3 separate regions of the Homo sapiens genome follow, and all the other regions are linked to region 1. Evidence: chromatin contacts called from ENCODE Hi-C or POLR2A ChIA-PET data. All regions are on one chromosome and are shown on one strand. Each heading gives the region's core, a stretch centred on a gene start or an enhancer-like site at or near the end of the contact. The rest is flanking DNA. Distances are from core to core; before and after follow the strand shown.

Region 1 (4,538 bases), core at 1,120-3,619:
CACAGGGAACCCTAGCATAGCCACCACCTAGACTCTACCATTAACATTTTACTATACTTGCCATATATATATATATATATATATATATATATACATACTTTTTTTTTTTTTTTGAGACAGAGTTTCACTCTTGTTGTCCAGGCTGAAGTGCAGTGGCGCAATCTTGGCTCACTGCAACCTCTGCCTCCTGGGTTCAAGCTATTCTCCTGCCTCAGCCCCCTGAGTAGGTGGGATTATAGGTGCCCGCCACCACTCCCGGCTAATTTTTTGTATTTTTAGTAGAGACAAGGTTTCACCATGTTGGCCAGGCTGGTCTTGAACCCTTGATCTCAGGTGATCCACCTGCCTCGGCCTCCCAAAGTGCAGGGATTACAGGCGTGAGCCACCACGCCAGGCCCGCTTTATCAGTGTTTCTACCCAACCATCAGTTCATCTTATTTTTTGATACATTTCCAAGTAAATTATAAATATAGATTCACTTACTCCTAAATTCTTCAGTATGGGTAGCATTAAACTTCAAATTTTGTTAACTATTTTCTCTTTGAATTAAATGCACATTTTTTAAAAATTTTATTATTTTTTATAGCGATAGCTACTTTGCACAGGCTGGTCTCGAACCCCTGGGCTCAAGTGATCTGCCTGCCTTCGCCTCCCAAAGTGCTGGGCTTACAGGATTGCACCACTGTGCTTGGCTGAAATGCATAAATCTTAAGGGTATACTGGCTGAGTTTTGACAAGTGCATACACCTGAATAACTGAAGTCCCTACCACAATATAGAACATTACATCACCCCAGAAAGTCGAAGGAAGACTACTTTTGATTGTATTATTTTTAGCACCTTCTGAATTTTGTATTATGTGCCTGCGCTATTTTTAAGAAATAAATATTTAAGCATTTTAAATATTTAAACATTTTTATAACAGTGGGCCGATTCTAAATTGGATGAGAAAGAGTGAAAACAGGAGATGGCAGATAACAGGTGGGGTCAATGGAATGGAGAACTTATTGAAGTCAGAGTTGTAGCAGTGGTGTTTCCAGAACAAGTGAGTTAGGAAAATTGGAATGCTTCGGTTGACAGTAGGACGCTGAAATCAAGCTCTCAAAAGTTGTCTTAAGGTTCAGTTAAGCATAAGCAAAGGGTGGCTTGGGTAGATGGAGATTAGGATACTAGTTTCCTTTCCCTTCCTACGCTCTCAAGTGCACACTGTATTTTTTTGTTTGTAGTTTTTTTTTGTTTTTTTTGTTTTTTTTTTGAGACAAGAGTCTCGCTCTGTCGTCCAGGCTGGAGTGCAATAGCGCGATCTCGGCTCACTGCAATCTCCACCTTCAGGGTTCAAGCGATTCTCCTGCTTCAGCCTCCCGAGTAGCTGGGATTACAGGTGCCCGCCACCATGCCCGGCTAATTTGTGTATTTTTAGTAGAGACAGGGGTTCACCATGTTGGCCAGGCTGGTCGCGGACTCCTGACCGCAGGTGTCTCGGCCTCCCAAAGTGCCGATTATAGGCGTGAGCCACGGGGCCCTATAGGGATTATAGGCGTGAGCCACTGCGCCCGGCCTCTTTGCAATATTTATCACAACTCCCACTAAGTAATATTTGACTTGTGTAGCCATCCTTAACATTTGGCTACCTTATTAGGCCATAAACTCCAAACGAGCAGGGGTCTTCTCTTTTATTTAATCCTGTATTTCCTGTGCCTAGTATATACAAGTGCTCAAACAAGTATTAACTACTTGATTGGATTCTTTAAGTAGGCCCATCCCTCTTCTCTTAGTCCAGAGCTCTTACTTATTTCTACGCATTATGGCCGTATGAAGGCTGTTTGTAAACCTGCAAAATACAATACCAGGTATCCTGCAGGTTCCACATGTAAATTATATTATCTCATTGGCCAGTGGTGTGTGGTCTGAAGGGGTAAAACCCGGAGGCTTATGGTTTAGGATCTTCTAGGATAATGTGCCTTCAGAAAATCGAAGATTAATATTCATTCTCTAAACAATCTTTTTTTTTTTTTTTCAAACTTTTTTGTAATGACGAGGGTGTTGAACTGGCCTCAAGTGATCCTCCCCCTTCGGCCTCCCAAAGCACTGAACAATATTTTATCTAAGTGCCAAGCATTCCTGAATAGAAATATTAAGAGTCATCACGCTTGTGCAGTCAACACATATTTACTGGGCGCATTCTATGCACGAGTTATTGAAGACAGCTGTTGTAAGCATTTCAGGACAATGCACCTCCCTTAACACCGAGTCCGGGATTTGGGGCGGGGTGCCGGAAAACGCCAGGTCCCGCCAGCAGAGGGCACGGTCCCGGCCTCGCTGCAGCCTCGGGACCCACCGAGGCTTCCAGGCTCCCACGCTCGCTCCCGAGCGCGTCCCCGCCCTCGCGTCACGTGACGTGGCCGCGGAACCTGAGCTGCGGGGCCTAAGCCGAGCTAAATTCGTTGCAGGTGGCCGCGGCGGGTGCAACCACAAAGGCTAATCCGAAGGAGTCGGGGAGGCTCGTGGAGTCGATGCTTCCTCTTCCAAGTCAGGTCGGCTCCCGTTACCTTCTCAGCATTCGCCGTTCCGGTCTTCCTGAGCGCGTGCATGAGGTCTTTCGCGTGGGGAAGCTCCGGTGACCATGTAGGGGAGAAGAGTGAGGAAGCTCCTGGTGCTTGGGACGAGGTCAGCGCTGTCGGCGCGCTGCTCCAGCGCCCACCACACCCTGGTGCGGGCCGACGGGCCCTGGGCCCTGGTGGGAGCTCCGGCCTCCGGTCAAGGCCTGGCCGGGAGCGCCACGAATTCTCGCGTCGTCTCGCGAGAGTCCAAGTTAAAGAACATGGCGACGTCTAATCTGTTAAAGGTAAGACCCTCACTCCAGCTTGGGTTTTACTGTGTGGCCGCCGGGTTCGGCTCTTTGGGAAAGGCACGGCTCAGGTTCAGCTGCGAAGTGTGGGAGTGTTCAGGGGTTGTCCACTGGCAGGGAAGCCGCGGTGGCAGCCGGCGAGTACCGGAACGCGGGTCTGTGGCCTTGGGGTCGACAGGCTCTGGTGGTCGCTCCCGCCGACTGGCCGCTGGGAGAAAAGCCTGGCTGAGCGCTGGCGAGGAGCGATGCTTTCAAGGGACCAGCTCTGGCCGGGAGCGGGAGATGAATGGTCGTGCGGTGTCCTGACCAGCTGGGCCGTTAGTACTGTTAGGTCTCAGTTTCTTGTAAAGCAATGTCTAAGACGCATCAAAGGAAAAACCAAGAAAATGCTGCCTAACAGGTTTCAGTGACTCGACCCCCCACTTCTTCCATTTCTGTTCTCGTTCTGTCTGCACGAAATTCCGAGTCAGACCAGCAGTGCCTCCCACTCCACCCCCCTTCCTCCCTTTTCTGCGTGTTACACCTTCCCTCCTAATTCTCCCATTCTTGAGTTCATCTTTTTCCTTAGGAAACTGCTTTCTAACCCCCACCCAGTTACAGGACACAACCAGATGACAACTGATGAAGCGATACCATCGTTTTAGGGCGCAGGAAAGTTACCTTGTCAAAGACAGTATTTAAAGTTAGTTTTATATAGCAAGGGAGATCTAGGCCCACAGGGGCAGATTCTCCACCAGTTAAAAAGTTTGGAGAAGAATGAGGAAGACTTAGAACTAGTCTGTTCTGTGTATGTGTCTGTAGTAGTTAATCATTTGCCTTAAAAGTACGGACAGAAATGGGGGTAGTGAATAGCTCAGGGAACATAATATTAATGGCAAAAACCGCAGTCACTTTTGCACCAGCCTAATACAAAGGATGAACCACTTCTTCCTGAGGCCTCTCATGCCTTCAGGCAATGTGGATGAATACTAGAAAATAATAGAAAATATACAGGAACCTAACCATCATGTCTTCTTTAGACCACTGATATTTGATTGTCTAATAGATGGGACTGTCTCATAAAATGAAGAACAAATTTTACTAAGAGGCAGTACTGTATATCACCTTTTAAAAGGGAGAGGGGCCCTAGAATTAGACTCCCTGAATAGCCACCACTTAAAAGCTGTATGACTTTGGGCAAGTTTCCTTATGAGTAGGACAGCATTATCAGTAGCGCCTGTATCATAGGAACATTGTGAAGATTAAATTAGTTAATATATCTATAATGCTTAAAACAGTGCCTGGCACTTAATTAGTATAATACAATAAATTACTATAACTACTCCCCCTCTTTCTTTAAGAAAACTAATTCGGGGAATTGAGTAACCCATCCCACTCTGCTTTTCTCTTTTATAATGGTATAGCAAATTTCTCATGCTTTACTTCAGAAAGAAAATTTGTGGGCTGGGCACAGTGGCTCACTCCTGTAATCTCAGCTCTTTGAGAGGCCAAGGTGGGAGGATTGTTTTAGATACATTAATTTAATCTTCACAGTGTTCCTACAATATAGGTGCTATTGATAATTCTGAGTTAGAGGTTATAGTTAACTATGATCACGCCACTGCTCTGTGAGACTCTAAATGAAAAAAGAAAAGGAAAGAAAATTTGTTTTATTTCTGAAGACTCCTATTAATGCATCTGTGTGTTTACAT
Region 2 (4,538 bases), core at 1,749-4,248, 230 kb after region 1:
TTTTAACTTTTTTAAGTGTACAGTTGTGTAGTATTAAGTGCATTCATATTGTTGTGTAATCATCTCCACCATCCATCTCCAGAACTTTTTTTTCTATACTCAGTAAACAATGATTTACCATTTTCCCCTCCCCTATCCCCTGGCAGCTACCATTCTACTTTCTCTCTCTATGAATTTGGCTATTTGGGGTACTTCATTTTTATGGATTGAATGTTGTGTCCCACCAATTATGTTGAAATCTAACTCCCAAAGGGATGGTATTTGGAGGTGTGGGATTTAGGAGGTAATTAGGTCCTGTGGGTCCAGCCTTCATGGATGGGATTAATGCCCTTATGAAAAGAGGCCAGAGAGCTAACTTGCTGTCTTTCTGCCATGTGAAGATACAGTTCAAAGTCAGTAGTCTGCAGCCCCAAAGAGGGCCCTCACCAGAAACCCACAATGCTGGCACCTGAGCTGCTTTCAGCCTCCAAAATTGAGAGAAATAAATTTCTGTGGTTTCTAAGCCACCTAACCTATAATACTTTGTTATAGCAGCCTGAAGTAGAGGACTCCTATAAGTATTTGTCCTTTTGCAACCTGCTTATTACACTTACCAAAATGTCTTTGAGGCTCATCAGTGTTACAGCTTTTGTCAGAATTTCACCCTTATTAAAAACTGAACACTATTCTGTTCTGTGTATATGCCACATTTTGTTAATTCATTCGTCCATTGGTGGACATGGGTTGTTTCTACCTTCTGATTATTGTGAATAATGCTGCCGTGAACATGAGTATACATCTCCTGAGTTTCCTGCTTTCAGTCTTTTGATTATATACCCAGAAGTAGAATTGCTAGATCATGTGGTAATTCTATATTTAATTTTTTAAGGAACCAACATCCTGTTTTACACAGGAGCTACGCCATTTTACATTCTCACCAGCAGCCCACAAGGGTTCCAGTTTCTCTACATTCTCACTAGCACAACTAATAGAAAATGAGGATTCCTCTTCTAGGCCTTGAAAGTGCTGCATAATTTTGCTTCTTCCTACCTGTCTAACTTAACTAAAGCGCTTCTAATTTCTGTGCTCAAGCTACACTGTCAATTATTCAGTTTCTCAAACCTAGTGGTTTCCATTTTTTTAAATTGACTTTTATCTTTTAGAGGAATTTTAAATTTACAGCAAAACGGAGTGGAAAGTCCACTGGACACACACAGCATGCCCTACTGTCAACATCTTGCACCAGTGGTACATTTGTTACCATCAGTAAACCTATGCTGGGACACATCATTATTATCCAGAGTCCAAGGTTCACTTTTGGTGGTACATATGCTATGGATTTTGACAAGTGTTTTGACATTTTTAAAGATCTTTTTCTGTATCTAATGAGATGGTCATATTTTTTTTTCCTCTGGGAGAGAATGGTAACAATTTTTCACTATTACAGAATCATACAGAATACTTTCACTGTCAGAAAAATCCTCTGTGCTTCACCTTTTCATCTCTTCCTTCTTGTAAACTGTGGGAACCATGGATCTTTTTGCTATCTCCATGGTTTAGCCTTTTCCAGCATGTCATATACAGTTGTGCGTCTCTTAACAATGTGGATATGTTCTGAGAAATACATCATTAGGCAATTTCTTTGTTGCGTGAACGTCATAGGGTGTATTTATACAAACTTAGATGGTATAACACTACGCACCTAAGCTATATGGTATTACTGCTCCTGCACTACAAACCTGTGCAGCATGTTACTATACTGAATACTGTAGGCAGCTGTAACACAATGGCAAGTATTTGTGTCTCTAAACATATATAAACATAGAGGAGGTACAGTAAAAGTATAGTATAAAGGATAAAACATGGTACACCTGTCTAGGGCACTTAACCATGAATGGAGCTTGCAGGACTGGAAGTTGCTCTGGGTATGTAAATGTGTGGTAATGTAAAGGCCTGGGATACTATATACTACTGTAGAATTTGTAAACTCTTATTCTGTACCAAATTTAAAAATTTATGTTTTTCTTTCTTCAATACTAAAGTAACATTAGCTACTATAACTTTTTTACTTTATAAACTTTAAAAATGTTTAAACTTTTTGACTCTTTTGTAATAACACTTAGCTTAAAATACAAATGCATTGTACAGCTGTACAAAAATATTTTTTCCTTATATACTTATAGATGTTTTTTCTTTTGTTCTATAAGCTTTTTAAATGAAATTATTATTACTCTATTTTTTCCTTTAAACTTTTTTGTTGAAAACAAAGACACAAACACACACATGAGCTTAGGCCTACATAAGGTCAGGATCATCAGTATCACTGTCTTCTGTCCCTGCATCTTGTCCCCCTGGGAGATCTTCAGGGACATGCACAGAGCTTTCATCTCCTATGATAATGGTGCTTTATTCTGAAATACCTCCTAAAGGACCTACCTGAGACTGTTTTACTGTTTTGTTTTGTTTTGTTTTTTAAGAAGAAGAAGGAGGAATATAGTATAAAATGGTGATAAAAAGCATAGTAGAGTAAGTACATAAACCTAACATTTTACCAGTAACTTAGTCATTTATTATCATTATCAAGGTTTATGTACTATACATGATTGTATGTATTATACTTTTATATGACTGGCAGTGCAGTGGGTTTTTTTTACACAAGTATCACCACAAATGCTTGTGAGTAATTTCTTGTGCTATGACATCACTAAGTATTTAAATAGGAATTTTTCAGTTCTGATACAATCTTACGGTACCACCTTTTCATATTGCCATTTGTCATTGAATAGAATGTTGTTATGTAGTATGTGACTGTGGTTGGAATCATAACAGTATGTATCATTTTCAGATTGCCTTCTTTCATTTAGTAATATGCATTTAAGGTTCCTCCATGTCTTTCTCTTTCTTTCTTTCTGTCTTTCTTTCTTTCTTTTTTTTTTTTTTTTTTTTTTTTTGAGATAGGGCCTCACTCTGTCACCCAGGCTGGAGTGTGGTGGTGAGATCATGGCTCTGCAGCTTCGACCTCCTGAGCTCAAATGATCCTCCCACCCCCTTCCAAGTAGCTGTGACCACAGACACAAGCCATCACACCCTGCTAATTTTTCATTTTTAGTAGAGATAAGGTCTTATTATGTTGCTTATGCCAGCAGCTTGAACTCAGCCTCCCAAAGTGTTGGGATTACAGGTGTGAACCACCGTTCTCAGCTCCTCGATGTCTTTTTATGGCTTGATAGGCTGAAGTGGGAGGATCACTTGAGCCCAGGAGTCCAAATCTAGCCTGGGCAGTGTAGTGAGACTTCCGTCTCTTAAAAAAACAAAAAACAAAAAAAAGAGGACCAAAGTTACTGATATTAGAAATGAAATGAGATCTAATTGCAGATCCTATAGATATTCAAAGGATAATAAGGAAACACTATGAACATCTATTAATTTAAATGGGCCAGTTCCTCAAAACCATACATTATCAAAAGTCATCCAATATAAAATAGATAATTTGACTAGTCCCATAACTATTAGGAGAATAAATTGAATCCATAATTTAAAGCCTTTCATAAGACAAATTGGGAACAAGATAAGGATGTGCACTCTCACCACTCCTTTTCAACATTATGTTGGAGGTTCTAGCCAGGGTAGTTAGACAAGAAAAATAAAAGGCATACAGATTGGAAAGGAAGAAATAACACTCCCCTTTGTAGATGACATGATTGTCTATATATAAAGTCCCAATATACACAAGTATAACATTGTGAATAATGTTATTTGGGGACTGGGCACAGTGGCTTACACCTGTCATCTCAGCACTTTCGGAGGCTGAGGCAGGTGGATCATCTAAGGTCAGATGATGGCTTCCTCTAAAACAGGACAGATTTACTTGTAGCCTATTGATTATAAAAAGCTTGAGGTTTCTCTGTTATAACTCAGTCCACTGTTTTCGCAGTGTCAAGTGTCCCATTTCACCTTGCCTTTGGTACTGGGGAACTGATGCAAAAATGAAGGTAGTCTGGCTACCATCATTACTGGGAGAAATAAACTGTCCTTTTTCTCTTATCAGGAATCTCAGGTTTCCTGCTAGCACCCAGGAAACTGTCATGCTAATTTGTTAGGTTACAAGTAGATAAAATCTCAGCCAGGCACAGTGGCTTATGCGTGTAATCCTAGCACTTTGGGAGGCCAAAGCAGGTGGATCACTTGAGCCCAGGAGTTCAAGACCAGCCTGGGCAACATGGTGAAATCCTGTCTCTACCTAAAATACCAATCAGTTGGGTGTGGTGGTGTGGGCCTCTAGACCCAGCTACTTGGGAGGCTAAGGTGGGAGGATTACCTGAGTCTGCTGAGATTGAAGCTACAGTGAGCCGTGATCTTACCACCACACACCAGTTTGGGTGACAGAGTAAGACTCTACCTCAAATAAATAAGAAACAAACCAAGCAGAGTAAAATTTCATACCCTTCATAGGTCTCAACACATTTTTTGCATATTATTAATCAAACAGTATTATTATTTTAAAAAACTGTGGAGGCCAGGCCCAGTGGCTCATGCCCATAATCCCAGCACTTTGGGAG
Region 3 (4,538 bases), core at 866-3,365, 150 kb before region 1:
GGGTGACAGAATGAGACTCTGTCAGGAAGGAAGGTGACAGAATGAGACTCCGTCAGGAGGGAGGGAGGGAGGGAGAGAAAAGAGGGAGGGAGACTGGAGCACAGAGAAGTTAAGTGACTTGTCCAAGAAGGGAGGGAGGGAGGGAGAGAGGGAGACCGGAGCACAGAGAAGTGACTTGTCCAGGAAGGAAGGAAGGAAGGCAGGAAGGAAGGAAGGGAGGGAGGGAAGGAAGGAAGGGAGGGAGGGAGGGAGGGAAAAGAGGGAAGGAGACTGGAGCACAGAGAAGTTAAGTGACTTGTCCAAGAAGGAAGGGAGGGAGGGAGACTGAAGCACAGAGAAGTGACTTGTCCAGGAAGGAAGGAAGGCAGGAAGGAAGGGAGGGGCGGAGGGAGGGAACTGGAGCACAGAGAACTGATTTGTCCAAGGTCACCCAGCAGAAGGAAGGGAGGAAGGAAGGGAGGAAGGAAGGGAGGGAGGGAGACTGGAGCACAGAGAAGTTAAGTGACTTGTCCAAGACGGACGGACACGGACGGAAGGAAGGAACAAAGAAGGAGGGAGGGAGGGAGGGAGGGAACTGGAGTACAGATAACTGACTTGTGGAAGGAAGGACGGAAGGAAGGAGAGAGGGAACGAAGGAAGGAGAGAGGGAAGGAAGGAAGGAAGGAGAGAGAGGGAAGGAAGGAAGGAGAGAGGGAGAGAGGGAGGGAAGGGAGGGAACTGGAGCACAGAGAACTGACTTGTCCAAGGTCACCCAGCCAGGATTTGAGTCCAGAATGTGAGTGCCCTTAGCCATTACACTGAATTGCCTCCCAGCTGAGAACTTTTAACAAATGTATCAGGACATACACAACTGGATGCTACAAGGTGGTTTTCGGCCAACTTTCCCCTTTAAACACATGCATCAATTTCAAACTATTTATATGATAAAAAATGCTTACACCTTTATCGATCTCGTTTTTAAAATGGTATGGCTTTTCAGGACTATCTTTCACAATCGTTAAAGGGAAATTCGCTTTGTTAATATGAAAAAAAAATCAAATATCTGTTTCATGAGTTGTCAGTGGCCAACGCTGTTTAGACTACGGCTTGAACGCATCACCCCTTAAAGATCATCTTGTGGCCTTGGGCAAATTGCTTAGCCTTCTTTGTTTCTCCAGCGGCAAAGTGGATATAACAATAGTACCATCTCCTAAAGTGGTGAGGATTAGCTGATATTATCCATATAAATTGTTATGCACAGTACCTGACACAGAGCGAGTGCCCAATAAATGTCTTTCACTATTTAGGTCCTGGGTTCTCTCATTTCCAGAGTGCAAGTCCTCCAGCAACCACAGAAACGCTTTCTAGAGTCGCTGCCCACTCCTTAAAAACATTTGTCCCTACTTCGCACAGAGCATAGTGATACCACAAACAGGCTTCCCTGGACCCCAGCCCTGGGGGTGGCTATATCACCTCGCTCAGGCCCAGGAAGAGAGAGCCGGCTCTGGTCTCCCACCCGGCAGCAGCACAAAACTTAACCAGGATTTCTCACTTCGGTCAACTCTTGAATCACCGCGCCCAGTCTGGCTGGCTCGGCAGCAGATGGAATGAGGGCGCCGGCGCCAGGAAGTGGCGCTCACCCACCTGCCCAGCCCGAGGTGGGCACTCCTCCTTCACAGCATCCCCGGGGACCTCGTCCCTCCACCGCGGAACGCCCCAGAGGACCGACCTAATAGTGCCACAGGGTGGGTTTCCCCCCAAATCCTCCAAAATACATCGCCACGATTTCGAAACGGGAGCCGAGGGAGACGCACCAAGTGCTTCCCGACGCCAGGTGAAGCGCACCATACCTGGTGTGCGTGTTGAGCCCCGAACCGAAGTCCGTGCGGCCGCCACCTCTGCCTCCCTGCTGGGGGCCTCAGAGAGTGTGCTCCTTGTCCACGTGCGCGCAGGGCCCGCAGCCGCCCCCACGCCCCAGCGGAGCTGCAGCACGCCCCTTCCACTCACCAGGTGAAGAGTTTGCCTTTTATCCTGCGCAGCAGGCTGGAGAACTCGGCCGCCGCTCCCTCCGCGAGGGGCTCTGGGGCGCCGGGGCCCGCTGGCGAGTCTGCCTCCATCGGCGCCCTTGCGCGTCTCCGGCGCCCAAAACCCCCGAAGTGCCGGGTCCCGGAAGACGGGAGGCGGTGCCTGTGCGGCCGGCTGGGGCTCCGCTCTGGCCCTGCGCTCCCTCCCTCGCTCGCTTGCTCGCGTCCCTCTCGCTCCTCCGCTCGGCTCCTTCAGCGACCAATCATTAACTGTCAAGCCCTAAGGGCCAGACAATACATTTGCAGATTACAACCTGGCACCTCCAGGGTGGCAGGAGGAGAAAGGGCAATTTTTTTTTCGTCTTGGCAGCCGAGCCTTATTGTTGAGCGGCACCCAGTGTGCCTTCAGGTTTTTAGGGTTCCTTGTTTGAAATCACAAGATACAGTGACACGAGGTTATTGTAGGTGATTCCTAAGCTAAGAAGCGGTGAGTGAGCAGTGAGTTAGAAGCAGTGAGTGAGCCGGGACTCTCCTAACTGGAAGGACTGGCTGACCCCTCCTCTTCCCTCCCACTCTCCCTCCCTCTGGCTGATTTGTACAAAATCGCTTCATTAAAATAACTGAAGGCTGGCAGGGCGCGTTGGCTCACACCTGTAATCCCAACGCTTTGGGAGGCCGAGACGGGTGGATCACCTGAGGTCAGGAGTTCGAGACCAGACTGGGAAATATGGTGAAACCCCGTCTCTACTAAAAATACAAAAATTAGCCGGGCGTGGTGACGGGTGCCTGTAGTCCCAGCTACTCGAGAGGCTGAGGCAGGAGAATCGCTTGAACCCAGGAGGCGGCGGTTGTGAGCCAAGATCGCGCCTTTGCACTCCAGCCTGGGCAACAGAGGGAGACGTCGTCTTAAAAAAAAAAAAAAAAAAAAAAAAAACCTGAAGGCGCTTCAGGTCTGTGTCGCTTTTCCCTGCAAAACATGGGTAAGATCCTAAAAAGATCTTGGAAACGTGCCTTTGTGGCGTGGATGGAGGCGTGGCTCATTCCTCGCGGTGTGTTGGTTTTGTCTTTCAGTATTCAGTTGTCTCCGCCGTGCCAGGGAGAGAGACGGTGCCAACCCCCGGCGCTCGGCTTGGATGCCCTGCCCTGGCCACGCCTTCCGAGGCTTCCACGGGCTAAAGAGGGATTAAGAGACACTAAGCTGGGGTCGAAAAGTTCCTGTCACTGACCCCCTGCTTCCGGAAAGGAGGAGATCCAGAAAACAAAAGAAAAGGTGTTGGGACCTTTTATTTTTTCCTGGCCACCTGCTTTGGGGGTTGGGGTGGGTCAAAATAAACGTAGGTTCAAATAGACAGGCTGTGCAGACGAGCTGGCAATTCTGTAAGAGGAGTCTAAGAAAAAAAACAGCTTTCGAAAATGAAATATTACTTCAGGAACCCCAAGTTTAGCAGCTGCAGGAACCTCAAAAAAACCTTTGAAACTAAGAACGTGGTCATCCGTAGAGACTAATTAAGTATTATAATACAAGCATATTATGAAACAAGAGGACATTAGAAGCACATTTAAGATGTCACTTTTGTAAAGTAAACAACTCATTTAACCCTGCATATTGACAACGTTGAATTCTACCTGAGCCCTGTGCTCCTGGAAAGTAATGACAATTAAGAAACCTTCCTAGGCCGGGCGCGGTGGCTGACGCCTGTAATCCCAGTGCTTTGGGAGACCGAAGCGGGCGGATTACTCCTGAGGTCAGGAGTTCGAGACCAGCCTGACCAACATGGCGAAATCCCGTCTCTACTAAAACTACAAAAATTAGCCCGGCGTTTTGGTGTGTGCCTGTAATCCCAGCTACTTGGGAGGCTAAGGCAGGAGAACCACTTGAACCCGGGAGGCAGAGGTTGCAGTGAGCCAAAATCGTGCCACTGCACTTCAGCCTGGGCAACAGAGTAAGACTGTCTCAAAAAAAAAAGAAAGAAAGAGAGAAAGAGAGAAAGAAAGAAAGAGAAAAGAAAAGAAGCCTCCCACCTTTTTTTTTTTAATCAAAGATTTTGGTTGAATTTCTCTTCCTCCCTCATACCTCTGAACTTTCACCCACCCTGACCCTGAGCCGCAGGTAACCCCTCCTTAATAGCCCCTCCTGAGAAGTTGGCCTCAGGGTGAAACATTCTCTAATCTATTATCCAGTGGAGAGCCACCTTTTCATTCCACTTCCCACCAGTAGGGAATAGGCCCCCTCCTACTGCAGGAACCCTTCCCCACAGTCCCCACCCATCCCCATTTGCAATAATCCCTACAAATAAAGTCTCTCCTTAACCAAATTTGATTTTTTATTTGCAATATATACAGTAGTCACCTCCTTACCTGAGGTTTTGATTTCCACGGTTTTAGTTACCACAGCCAATTACCCTCTGAAAATAGGTGACTAGAGTATAGTAAGATATTTTGAGAGAGAGACCACATTCACATAACTTTTATTACAGTATATTGTTATAATTGTTCTATTTTATTATGAGTTGTTAATTTCTTACTGTGCCAATT

What was found. A loop is a pair of places that touch in the nucleus more often than their neighbours do. ChIA-PET counts read pairs that join two places held with the same protein, here RNA polymerase II (POLR2A). Pooled maps may share reads with other maps.
Region 2: a pooled map shows a loop between it and region 1 (4-fold over the local background). The contact joins the enhancer-like site here to the promoter of CUL5 in region 1. A Hi-C loop is called at or near these places in 1 of 37 single-sample maps with no recorded cell type and 10 of 50 pooled maps. POLR2A ChIA-PET finds 5 or more read pairs at or near these places in 3 of 52 experiments (HepG2, OCI-LY7 and PC-9).
Region 3: a map of gastrocnemius medialis shows a loop between it and region 1 (23-fold over the local background). The contact joins the promoter of SLC35F2 here to the promoter of CUL5 in region 1. A Hi-C loop is called at or near these places in 11 of 168 maps with a recorded cell type or tissue (B cell, CD4-positive, alpha-beta T cell, CD4-positive, alpha-beta memory T cell and 7 more), 17 of 37 single-sample maps with no recorded cell type and 23 of 50 pooled maps. POLR2A ChIA-PET finds 5 or more read pairs at or near these places in 8 of 52 experiments (Caco-2, H1, MCF 10A and 5 more).

What each region holds. Positions count from the first base shown.
Region 1 is chr11:108,006,529-108,011,066 of GRCh38, forward strand. It overlaps CUL5 (cullin 5), which reads left to right and starts at 2,370. Exons shown (of 19, transcript NM_003478.6): 1 at 2,370-2,844. The coding sequence starts at 2,821. RefSeq lists enhancers at 2,495-2,594, 2,695-2,884.
Region 2 is chr11:108,238,838-108,243,375 of GRCh38, forward strand. All of the region lies in intron 5 of ATM (ATM serine/threonine kinase), which reads left to right. Among named protein-coding and RNA genes, the nearest start is that of ATM, 18 kb to the left of the region's middle. Within about 2 kb of position 2,999, at least 3 of the 41 ENCODE cell types and tissues checked have a DNase peak (open chromatin) inside an H3K27ac peak, as active enhancers do.
Region 3 is chr11:107,856,672-107,861,209 of GRCh38, forward strand. It overlaps SLC35F2 (solute carrier family 35 member F2), which reads right to left and starts at 2,116. Exons shown (of 8, transcript NM_017515.5): 1 at 1,987-2,116. The coding sequence starts at 2,096. It overlaps LOC124902746 (a long non-coding RNA gene), which reads left to right and starts at 2,559. Exons shown (of 2, transcript XR_007062876.1): 1 at 2,559-2,983; 2 at 3,075-4,318. RefSeq lists an enhancer at 1,642-1,711 and a silencer at 1,932-2,241.